2 separate regions of the Mus musculus genome follow, and region 2 is linked to region 1. Evidence: chromatin loops called from intact Hi-C (ENCODE). Cell type or tissue: gastrocnemius. All regions are shown on one strand.

Region 1 (5,000 bases):
TCTCATGGCAACTGGGAAACAAAGGGACAGAGATCAGAGAAAGGACCAGGCACAAAGGCAAGTGCACACTCCCAATGACCTACTTTCCCAGCTGAGGTACTGCCTCTCAGTGTCCCCAACTTCCCAATAATGTCATCAAATTAGGAGTCATCCATTGATGGGGTCAAGGTCCTCATGAGGTAGTCAGTTCCCCAAAGTCTCTAACCATTGCTTAAGGACCAAGCTTTAACAACTCATGACCTTTGTGGGTATAGGACAGCAATATCTTTGTGAACTTGGAAAGGGTGTCTTTCCTTGTTCTCCCAACTTCTGGTGGCTTACTGCAGTCTTTGGCTGTCTTTGGCTGTCCTTGGCTGCCCTTGGCTGCCCCTGGCTTGAAGTTGCTGCCTCTGTCTTCTCAGTGCTGGCTCCACCATGACTGGATCCGAACATCGAGCCATTCTGGTACCCTAGCATGACAGGGTCTCAGGATCCATAAGTGATTGACATTCCTGAAGACCTGTATCTCTATCCCAAACCATGTCATATCCACATATCCTAGGTAGACATTCATTTGGGGGAGTATTAGTGACTGAATGTTTCATATATTAAGATTCATACATTGAAGCCTCAATACCTAGTGAGATCATAATTGAATATGGGGCTTTCATAAGGTAAATTTGGGTTAGGTAAGGTCTCAGGGGAGACCTCTGGATGGACTGGTAATTTCATAACAAAAGGTTATACAAAGAAGCGTTCCTGTGACTACACAGCACACAGCCTGAGACAAGTATATTAGCCTGGGAACAAAGTCTACTCAGCATCACCTTGATGTTAGATTTCTGGTCACTGGCATTGCGGGAAATAAATCACATTCTTGAAATACAATCTATGGTTGTGTTTTGATAGCAGACTACACTAAATAGTAGGGACCTCTGTTCAACCACTGGTACAGAGAAGCCAGCAGCAGAAGAGACCAAAGGTTTTACCCCTTCCCCAAGGCCTCAAAAGGGTTCTTCATTTTTTAGCAGGCAAGGTGTTTCCCTCGGGATGGGCTCTCATATAGCCCAGGCTGATCTCAACCATGAAATGTAGACAAGGCTGATACTGAAACTCCCAGTCTTCCTTCCTCTATCTTCCCATTGGTATGATAACAGGCACTTACCATCATGCCCTATTGGTATGGATTTCTCTTGTGGGTTCCAGCTGGTTTTACTGATCTGGGAATCGGGTGATATGTCAGAATCTCTTTGAGTCTTGGGATTCCCCAGTAGCTCTTGGACCGTGCTCACTGTATTCCATCTACCAGTGGTGAACTCGGAACCATCAGGCAAAGTTATAGCAGTGGACGGCATCTATCTGCATTCATGGAGCCTGAGCCTCAGCAGACTTTGACTTCTGACCTCTGCAGGGAAAAACCAGGCCTGTGGAAAAGGCTGATCTATGCTGTAGTTATCTGTCTCCCAGGATTAGAGGGCCAAGACAGAGGAGGTAGTTGTAAATCATCTAGAGTATAGTAAGTCAGAAGGTCCTTCCAGACCTTTCCATTCCTTTGGCAAGACTGAATGCAAAGAGAGCCCCGTTTCATGCTGAGGATGGGAGGGGATGACTTCTAAGAGCTAGGGGCCTTGCCACTTAAGCAAAAGACAACCCCTGCCCCTCCTCCCCACAATCCAGCTCCCCGCCCCCAGCCCCGGCCTCCCCTGGCATCTATAATTCCGTTTGTTGTGCTCGCAAACACCGTGTTGGAAGATTTCATGCTAATGAAAGGGTTTCTTGATTAGGTTACACTGTTACTGTAAATGTTCCCTCATTATCTATGTTATGGTAGGAATTTGAAAAAGTATAAATTGAGCGTCTTGCATAATTTATAAAACTTGAATGTTTCCTAATTAGTTCGGTTAGGTTAATGATGGTGCCTGGCGTCACTTCTTCCTGGTCTCTGCTAATGACCTTTCCCCTCGTCTTGCTGTCTTTCCCTCCCCACCACCAGCCCCTCCCCCATGTCCCCAACCACCAGCTTCCAGAGTGGCCTCCTCCATCAGGTGGGAGGAAGCAATGCCTTTGCAAAAATATGAATAGCTCCTTTTTCTCTCTCTCTTTCTCTTTCTGCATCTGCCACCCCGCCTCCAGGCCAAGAGGCAGCCTGCTTGAGGTCGGCCAGCTAGAAATCTGGTGCAGGCCAATCCCCCAAGAATGCCTGCCGTGAAGTGCATTCCGTTAGCTTTTGCTTAGAGACTGGCCTCTATTAACAGCCTGAGAAGGGAAAATGCTGGAGGAGGTGGGGGAGGGAGAAAAAAAAACCCTCTCCAAAGGGTTCTAAAATAACATTTGCATCCCCAAGTAATTCCCAGCTCTCCCTGGCAACCATTCATTTCTTCCAAACAGCAGAAATTTGCAATATGAAAGTGGATTGGCTTCTCCCTCCCTTGGGGCCCCTGTATCTCTTCATCCAGCGCCTTGGGTAAAAAGCAATGCATACGTTTACAATATAAATGTGATTTAATCGACCTCCCTGTCAGGGAGAAATGGCAAGCATATCAAACAAGACCAAGATGTTAGAAAGAAAAATCATAAATTATTCCTGTGACGAGTTTCTGAGCCGCCTCCTGGACTACTAGATGATGCTATATAAGGCTCTTCCTTGAAACGATAATTAAGATAATTCTGTATGACAAGGAGAAAAATGTCCAGCTTTGTATGAAATGTGCTTCGTGTTAGCAAGCTGAATGCTTGGTATTGATTACTCTCTCTGCACCCTCCCCACAACCCCACCGCCTGAGATCCAAGGCTAAAATTAATTGAACGATGAAACATCTCATCTCTTGAATCCTTATTTACCGAACATGCTTCCTAGAAGCCATGCAAAGTGGGCTGGCCTCTAATTCTCTAAATTGATCTCTTCCTTTGGCGGTGTCTGGGAGACCACGCACATGTGTACAAATGCACGCACGCGCACAACCCCCCCTCCTCTGAGTGCCCATTGTTCTCTCTGGAAGGCACCACATTCCCCAAGGAGGCAGGTTTGATGGACATATCAGTACAGCAGAGTCCTAACTCTTCTGTTAGGAGAGCACCATGGGGCTCTCCTACAAAAATGTGCCCAGTGCCTGAGGTCTCTAACGGAGACAGCTGCAAATAGGACCTATATTACTCTCTCTGGCCCTTGCAATCTACAAAACTACATCTGGCTCCTGTCTAGCCTAGCATTGATCCTCCCCTCCCCCTCCCCAAACCCTCCAGTGTGTAGTAGGGGCCAAGAGAAGCCACAGTTTCTCCTCTCCCATTCTGTCTGCTGTATCCTAGGCAGTCATTTCCTCCTGTGACAGGCACCAGGCAATTCTGGGCTGAGAGAAATGCTTTATGGGCTCGGCTCTGCTGGCTTTCCAGGGCTCTATTTCATCCTGACTGCAGTGCTGCCGCAGTGGTGCTGGGCCTCAGCTAGTTAATCCACTATGGGTGTCTGCTGCAGAGCTCTTGTGTCTCCAGTCTGGGAAGATAGCAGGGGCTGATGGCAAGGGCCAGACAGCAACCAGGCTGGGGCTAGAATGAATTCAGCATTCCCAGGCTTGCTGGAGTATTTGGATAGGACCCCTTCCTTCCCTGTTTCTTCTCCAAAGAAGTGGTGGTGTTAAGTAGATGTGCCAGTGATAAGTTTGGCACATTTTGTCACACAATCAATTTTTTTTTAAACCAGAGGCGCTTAGGCAATTGTGAGATAAATAAATGGCTCTTAGGGTTGCCAATCTTGTTTGTGACAACTCAGAACCTTGCCCCAAGAGAGTCATCCTTCCAGAATGACGACAAAGGAGAGCTCTTCTCCACAGCATGGAATGCAAAGGGGGGTGTGTGGTCTCACTGAGTCTCAAAAAACTGTCTTTTGGGGACAGGGTATGCAGGTACTTTTGGATCCCTGTCCGTGTCACCTCTAGGGGACATGGGAACACCACAGGGCTGTAGTTAGAGGTCATGGAGGCAGACTGTGATAACTAAATTATTCGGAGGGGGGTGCTGAGTGGGGGAGTAGACAATGTTGATTCTACTGCTTAGCACCTAGTACTACCTAATGAGCTCAGATTCAACACAGGGGTGGACTAGGGGGGGTGAGTCAAGGAGACATAGGCAGCCACCTGGGTGCCGGATCTGTGATTCATAAGCTAAACTGACCCTTAATTAGCTAATCATTGTAACTCAAGGAAGGAAACTCCTCCTCAAGGACAGGGACTCTGCAATATCTCGTCCACCCCTTCAGGGAGTAAAGAGTAGAGACAGCCCAATTCCACCGGCCCAGGAATATGGAGGGGAGCCGGTTAGTCTACAGTGCTGCGAGGCTATGCCAGTGACATGATAACCTCAGTGACATGCAGGAGCTCTGTGCATCCAGATTCCTCCCGCTTTCCCTTCTTGGGCTGGTATGGCACTCTGAAGACTTGGGTCTCACTTTTTTGTGTGTATGGAGACGGGGGTCTTGCCATATAGACTAGGCTAGTTGTAATTCATGGCACTCCTTCTGCCCTAGCATCTCTGGTGTGAGTGCTAGGATCAAAGACATGAGCCAATGCACTGGGCTTGGGTCTCATCCTTTCTGGGAGCCTAACATCTGGCAGGAGGCCCAGCCCGACAACATCCGAGTGAGGGAAGCTACCCTCCTCTGACCCCAGGTGATCCATCAAGTCCTCAGACATCCTGAATCCTGGCGCAGCCTGGTACACGGCAGGAGCCCGACAAGGGCTGGCTGAGTGGTTGGCTGCTTGAAGAAGAAGCCGCCCTTTTCTGTTGATGAAAGAGCAATTAAGACTTTAGGAGTCTGCAGTCTAGACAGGGAGCTGTCAAGACTCACAGAAGTGGGTCTGGGAGCTATAATAGGAGATTAGGGGGGCTCCTAGAGACTGGCACTGTAGACATCCATCAGCAGGGGGCATCATGGTGTGGGGCTGGAGGAGCTGGGTGGGTCTTGAGCATCACAAGGGGTATGATCAGGGAAAAAGCTGTAGTGGCTCTGCTAGTCTATGATGTATGTC
Region 2 (5,000 bases), 49 kb after region 1:
TGCCCCTCCCTCTCCTCTCCCCTCCCCATCCCTCCTTCTCTCTGAACCTTTGTGTGTGTGCTTGTGTGTGAATGCCCCTACTGTCCTATGTGGCACTTGTGTAGAGGTCAAAGGACAATCTACAGGGATGTTTTACATTTTCTACTTTGTTTCAGACAGGGTCTCTTGTTCTCTGCTAAGTACACCAGGCTAGATGGGATTCCAGCTTCCAAAGATTCTCCTTTCTGCCTCACATCTTGCCATATGAGAGCTGGGATTATTGATTTGTGCTCCTGCATCAGTGTTCTAGGGAGCCAACTTAGATCTTCACACTTTTGCAGCAAGTACTTTGCCCACCGAGTCATCTTCTCAGCACTCGAATGTACTACTAAGGCTTTGGCCTTGAGACTGGAGGGACTAGGGGAATGGAGCTGAAGGACATTTGGATGCTGGCCTCATTCTCTGGTCTATGATGAGAACAACCAACCATGTTTCCCCTTGTGTGAACACCTTGCATAGGAAGTGAGAGACTCCATGTTGTCTACTCCGTTGGGATCTGTTGTGCATTCATGTGAATATCATTCCATTCACATGTGGTTAATATATGGAATGATATATAGATACATATATATGTGTGTATGTAGATATATACCTCCACACATATATATCTGTGTGAGCACACACACACACACACACACACACACACACACACACACGCAAGCTGGCAAGATTTCCAGAAAGAGCAGACAGAGAGAGGGTCCTCGGGCTGCCTTCCTTGGAGTCCCTAGACCATCTTCAGGCCGATCCGTGTTGATATGAATAGTTCTTACTTATTTTTATTTTATGTGTCTGTGAACCCTTTGGAGCTGGATTTACAGGCTGTTGTGAGTTGCACAATGTGGGTGCTGAGAATCGAACTCAGGTCCTTGTGAAAAGCAGAAAGTGTTCTTAACCCCTGAGCAAGTTCTCTGTCCACTGGCTGATTGTTTTTATTTTTATCTTTTTTTTTTCAAATTAGAATGTAAAGGCATAGCCTTCATTATGATATTTTGTATATATGTGCCACCAGACTTTATTCTTACCTGTCTTCCACATTCCTCTCTGCTCTATTCATCTCCCCTTCCCACATCAATTCCCTGACATGAGTTTTAATTCTGTATGTCCCATCATGCACCATGTCCCACATTCTTCATCAAGATCCGGTCCATCACCTTATATAGAACTTTCAGCGAAGTGGAAAGCCATCGTGTGGCTACTAACACTTAAGTGATGCTTCAGAGGAAGGTGAGTGGGGTCCAGTGTCACCAGATAAAGGGGTAACCAGGCCTAGAGAGCAGCCCACCCCCGCCGGAGGGGAAGTTCATGGTAAATTTGAGAAGTGGCTGCTGTACCCAGACCCTTGGTGGGGAGGAGCCAGAGAGGCAGTGTGGGGACATACATATGGGGCAGGCTGGTCTTTATTTTCTGAGTTGGAAATGGGTCATGAATGAGAGACGGGATGATCTCAGGTATGGGCTAGGAAAATGGCCTCCAGGTGCCTGACTGTGCATGGAGGTTGGCATCTAACTGAACGAATGCACTGGTGGTTGGAAAGACAGCAGTGAACTCCTCTGCCAGGAGCTCCAGACTAAGGCTCAACTGCAATAGTACCCAGGTGGCAGGCATATGGGAAAGACACAAGGAGGGACTGACACAGCGTCCTGGGAGAGAGGTGTGAAAGACCAAGGATCGTGTTTGGCAGAGTAAGGGGCGACCTCAACATTCTCATCCAGCAGATGTGGCAGACGGGCATCTCAATCCTTCCCCAGCAGGTAGCCGCAGGCTGGTGGGGGCCGCAGCCAGCCATTGTTTAGCAGCTCAGCTGTCCTGGGAAGCTGCGGCCCAGAATATTAATACCTTTCCTCAGGTTTATCTCCACCCCATCTCCCTCATTTGAAATCCCTGCGATCAGAGAAGAAAGTTAGTTTAATCCTCTGGTTCCTATCAGCCTAATTACAGTTTCAATAGACAACGGGCAGGGCTCTCGATGAGACCGGAGGACACAGGAACACATTATGTTGGTGCTAATAAAGATCTGCCTTTGTTTTTATCATTTCATGTTGTTGCTTCTCATTTCAGCTGCCTGAATTCTTACTGCCTTCGAGTGTCTCATGGAGATCGCTTCCTCTTGCTGCCAGCCGGGACACAGTGGCAGACTTGCATAGGAAAATACCCAGCCTGGCTGCCTGCAGCTAACAAGCCAGCCGCCATTTAAATTTCAATCAGCCCCTCTGTTTGTGTGTGAGTTTCTTGGATGGATGAAATTAGCAATTTTGAAAAATTGATTAAAATTGCTGGTTTCACGAAGCCTCAAAACACCAAAATCAATCCTTTTTTTTTTTTAATTTCAAATTCTCATTGAATCAGTCACGTTTGCACTATGAGAAGCAGTGAGCGAGAAGCTGGCATAAGGAGGGGCCTAAGGTCTGGGTGGGCCAGGGACCAGTTGTTTGGGGTTTTTTGTTTTGTTGTTTTTAGTTTTGATTTGTTTGTTTGTCTCTTGAACAGTCAGCGTGACCTTCTGTGTTTGCATTGTTCTTCTCTCTCTTCCTCTCTTTCTTTCTTTCTCTCTCTCTCTGGAATAAAGGAGCTTGACTACATAAGGTGTTTCTAGAAGGCTCTTCTCCATGTATAACTGTGAGTTCTAAATCAAGTTTTAAAACATGGATGGCTCTTAGCAGGTGGAACCTGTGTTCAGATGAGGTTAGGAATATTAACAGTAGAGGCCATTGTGCTCCTACTTTAGTACTGAACCAAGCTGTTTGTTGTTTACAGCCGTTCTGTCCCGTCAGGAAGGGCTCTGAGAAAAATACACTGGCTTCCATTTTTAGCTGTAGAAATGGAAGCTTATATCCTCCCCCAATCCGGATGACTAGTGCCAGGTACAGAGCGTTCTGAGCCGCCCAGCAGAGGGCAATCTGAGGGCTTGCAGTGGCGCTGGGGTGTCTTATGTATGTGGTGTGTGTATATGACATCCTGACTCCAACAGTGGCAGTTGGTATGGAAGCATCCTGGGTCCTCTCTTCTCTGTGAACTCTGAGCTATAATCTTGCAAGCTGTGCAGAGCTGAGTGAGAGGAGGAAAGTCATCACAAAAGGCAGAGCTGGCTTATGCTCTCCATACCATAGAGACCTGCTCAAGAGCACACACCCTCGGTCCTGACTGGCCTACACTCAGTGAAACTGTCCTTAGTGGTTGGTGTAAGGAAAATGAAGACTGTCCTCTGCTGTGGGCAGCAGTACAATCCCCCTGCCTCTTCCGGCCTTTATGTGTCCCCAAGGAGAAGAACGAAGGCTGCCCATCTCCGAGAACAAGGCCGCCCTGCTCTTTCTCCTTCAGTCCCAGTGAGATGAGTGTCATAGTCACTTCTGTCTTTCACAGGCCCCTAAGGCACAGCTGCCAACAGCCCTTAATCACAAGAACCCCTACAGCTTCCTCTTTAAGAAGCAGAGGCCCAGATGGACCTTTGTGAACTGGAGCCAGTTCCAGAAGCCCTGGTCCTCTCAGCACACTGGAAGTACAAATTTGAGCAAGATCCCTGCCCTCCAGTGTGTGGCCAGATGGCCAGCGGGCTGCCGGAGGAAGCTGTGTTCACAGTTTTGTACAGGAGTCAGTAGGAAAGGGCAGAGGTGCCGTGGGTAAAGCACACCTCCCTGATCTGGAATTGAATGCCAGCTCCTTTACCCATATCTGTGGCCTTGGGAAGTCATGTAAGTCAGTCAGGCTTTGGTGTTCTCTATTGTCAGGTGAGGGTACCCATCTCCTCATTCAGGGCCAGAGCGTCTTGAGGTGTCCCCTGTGGTGTGTAAGCGGGTCCCCTGGTATACAGTGCTTAGAGCAGAAGCTTTAACAGCAATGGCTTCTGCCTTTAACAGAGGAAACACAGGACATCTTAGGCCACTTATGGCAGCACCTCAAATTGGGGACTCCATGCTGTGCACCTACGGGGAGCCTCTCAAATGGTCGAGAATAAACATAGCAATCCATTTTTTTTAAAGAAAGAAATTAAAAACACAATCTTCTATGTTTTCTTTAAAACTCATAGGCAAGAAAGTATGAGTCACTCTCATAGCCCCTGGGGCAGACAAGGTTTGAAGGGACATGTATGTCCCTGTCAACCCTAGAATGTGTCTACAGTACCGCACAGGCAGAGCACTGAGTTGGAGAGCCCATGGACCCTCATTTTGGTTGGCACTTTGTCTGCTAGGAATGAAACCCAATTCCCCCTTGTTCAAGCTTGAAGGAAGGATTTAACTCTCAAGACAGGGGCCGGGCATGGCTGGCCCCCGGTGCCAAGTGCCACCTCTGGCTTCCTTCTGCTCTGTTGACTTCATTCTCAGGCTGTCCCCACACAGAGGGCAGATGTGGCATTCTGCAGCTCCGGGTTCACTCCGATCAGATGAGCAATCCCGCCTCGATGGCTTTGGACAAGGCCTTGATTGGAGTCATTTCTGATTTCCTGAACAAGTCTCTACTGCCTGGGGAAGAGAGATTGACTGCTAAAGCTGATGTACTTGGCCACAGGCAGGGAGCAAGGTCAGGTATAGATGGCCCTCCAGGAAGAGGGGCCAGAGGTTAAGTGTAAAGTACAATGATCCAGCTCACAGGTTCTGAGGCTCTGTTCTGGAAGAACTGAAGGCATCTCCTCATCTCCCTTGACAATTTTTGCTTCCAAATCCCTTATTTTCTAGGTCAAATGCTTTGGATTGTTGGAAACAAGGTGATTGAAATAATAGGGCAAATTTGAATATTATCTTCATTTGTGGCCAGCCTCCCCAAAGTGAATGATGAGAAGAGATCTAGGGAAATGACATATTTACTTGGCAGTTGTCCCAGGAAGAGGGCCATTACCAGAGGAGGGGCCTTATGGCTGCGAGGCACAGCGAGAGAAGGCTGACTTCAAGAGAGCTAGCAAGTGGATCTCTGCCGGAGGAACATAGAATTCAGTCACACTGGGTTCTCTTGGTGACAGAAGAGGGTAT

The links. Peaks named below come from ENCODE experiments on the same cell type or tissue, not always from the same donor. Only the 100,000 strongest peaks of a DNase experiment are listed, where the experiment ranks them.
Region 2: it touches region 1 in a loop (5-fold over the local background); 2 of 42 quality-filtered maps call a loop at or near these places.

The regions. Positions count from the first base shown.
Region 1 is chr14:24,824,524-24,829,523 of GRCm38, forward strand. All of the region lies in intron 2 of Gm32008 (a long non-coding RNA gene), which reads left to right. Gm31951 (a long non-coding RNA gene) reads right to left here. Exons shown (of 2, transcript XR_383265.1): 2 at 4,541-4,752. Among named protein-coding and RNA genes, the nearest start is that of Gm31951, 3.3 kb to the right of the region's middle. In gastrocnemius, no CTCF peak of the experiment used is centred here; DNase peaks (open chromatin) are centred at 2,135 and 4,640.
Region 2 is chr14:24,873,196-24,878,195 of GRCm38, forward strand. It overlaps Gm32008 (a long non-coding RNA gene), which reads left to right. Exons shown (of 8, transcript XR_874420.3): 8 at 2,098-4,630. It overlaps Gm41110 (a long non-coding RNA gene), which reads right to left. Exons shown (of 4, transcript XR_874421.2): 4 at 4,867-4,941. Among named protein-coding and RNA genes, the nearest start is that of Gm41110, 15 kb to the right of the region's middle. In gastrocnemius, a CTCF peak has its summit at 2,917 (motif pointing right); DNase peaks (open chromatin) are centred at 1,704, 2,163, 2,965 and 3,512.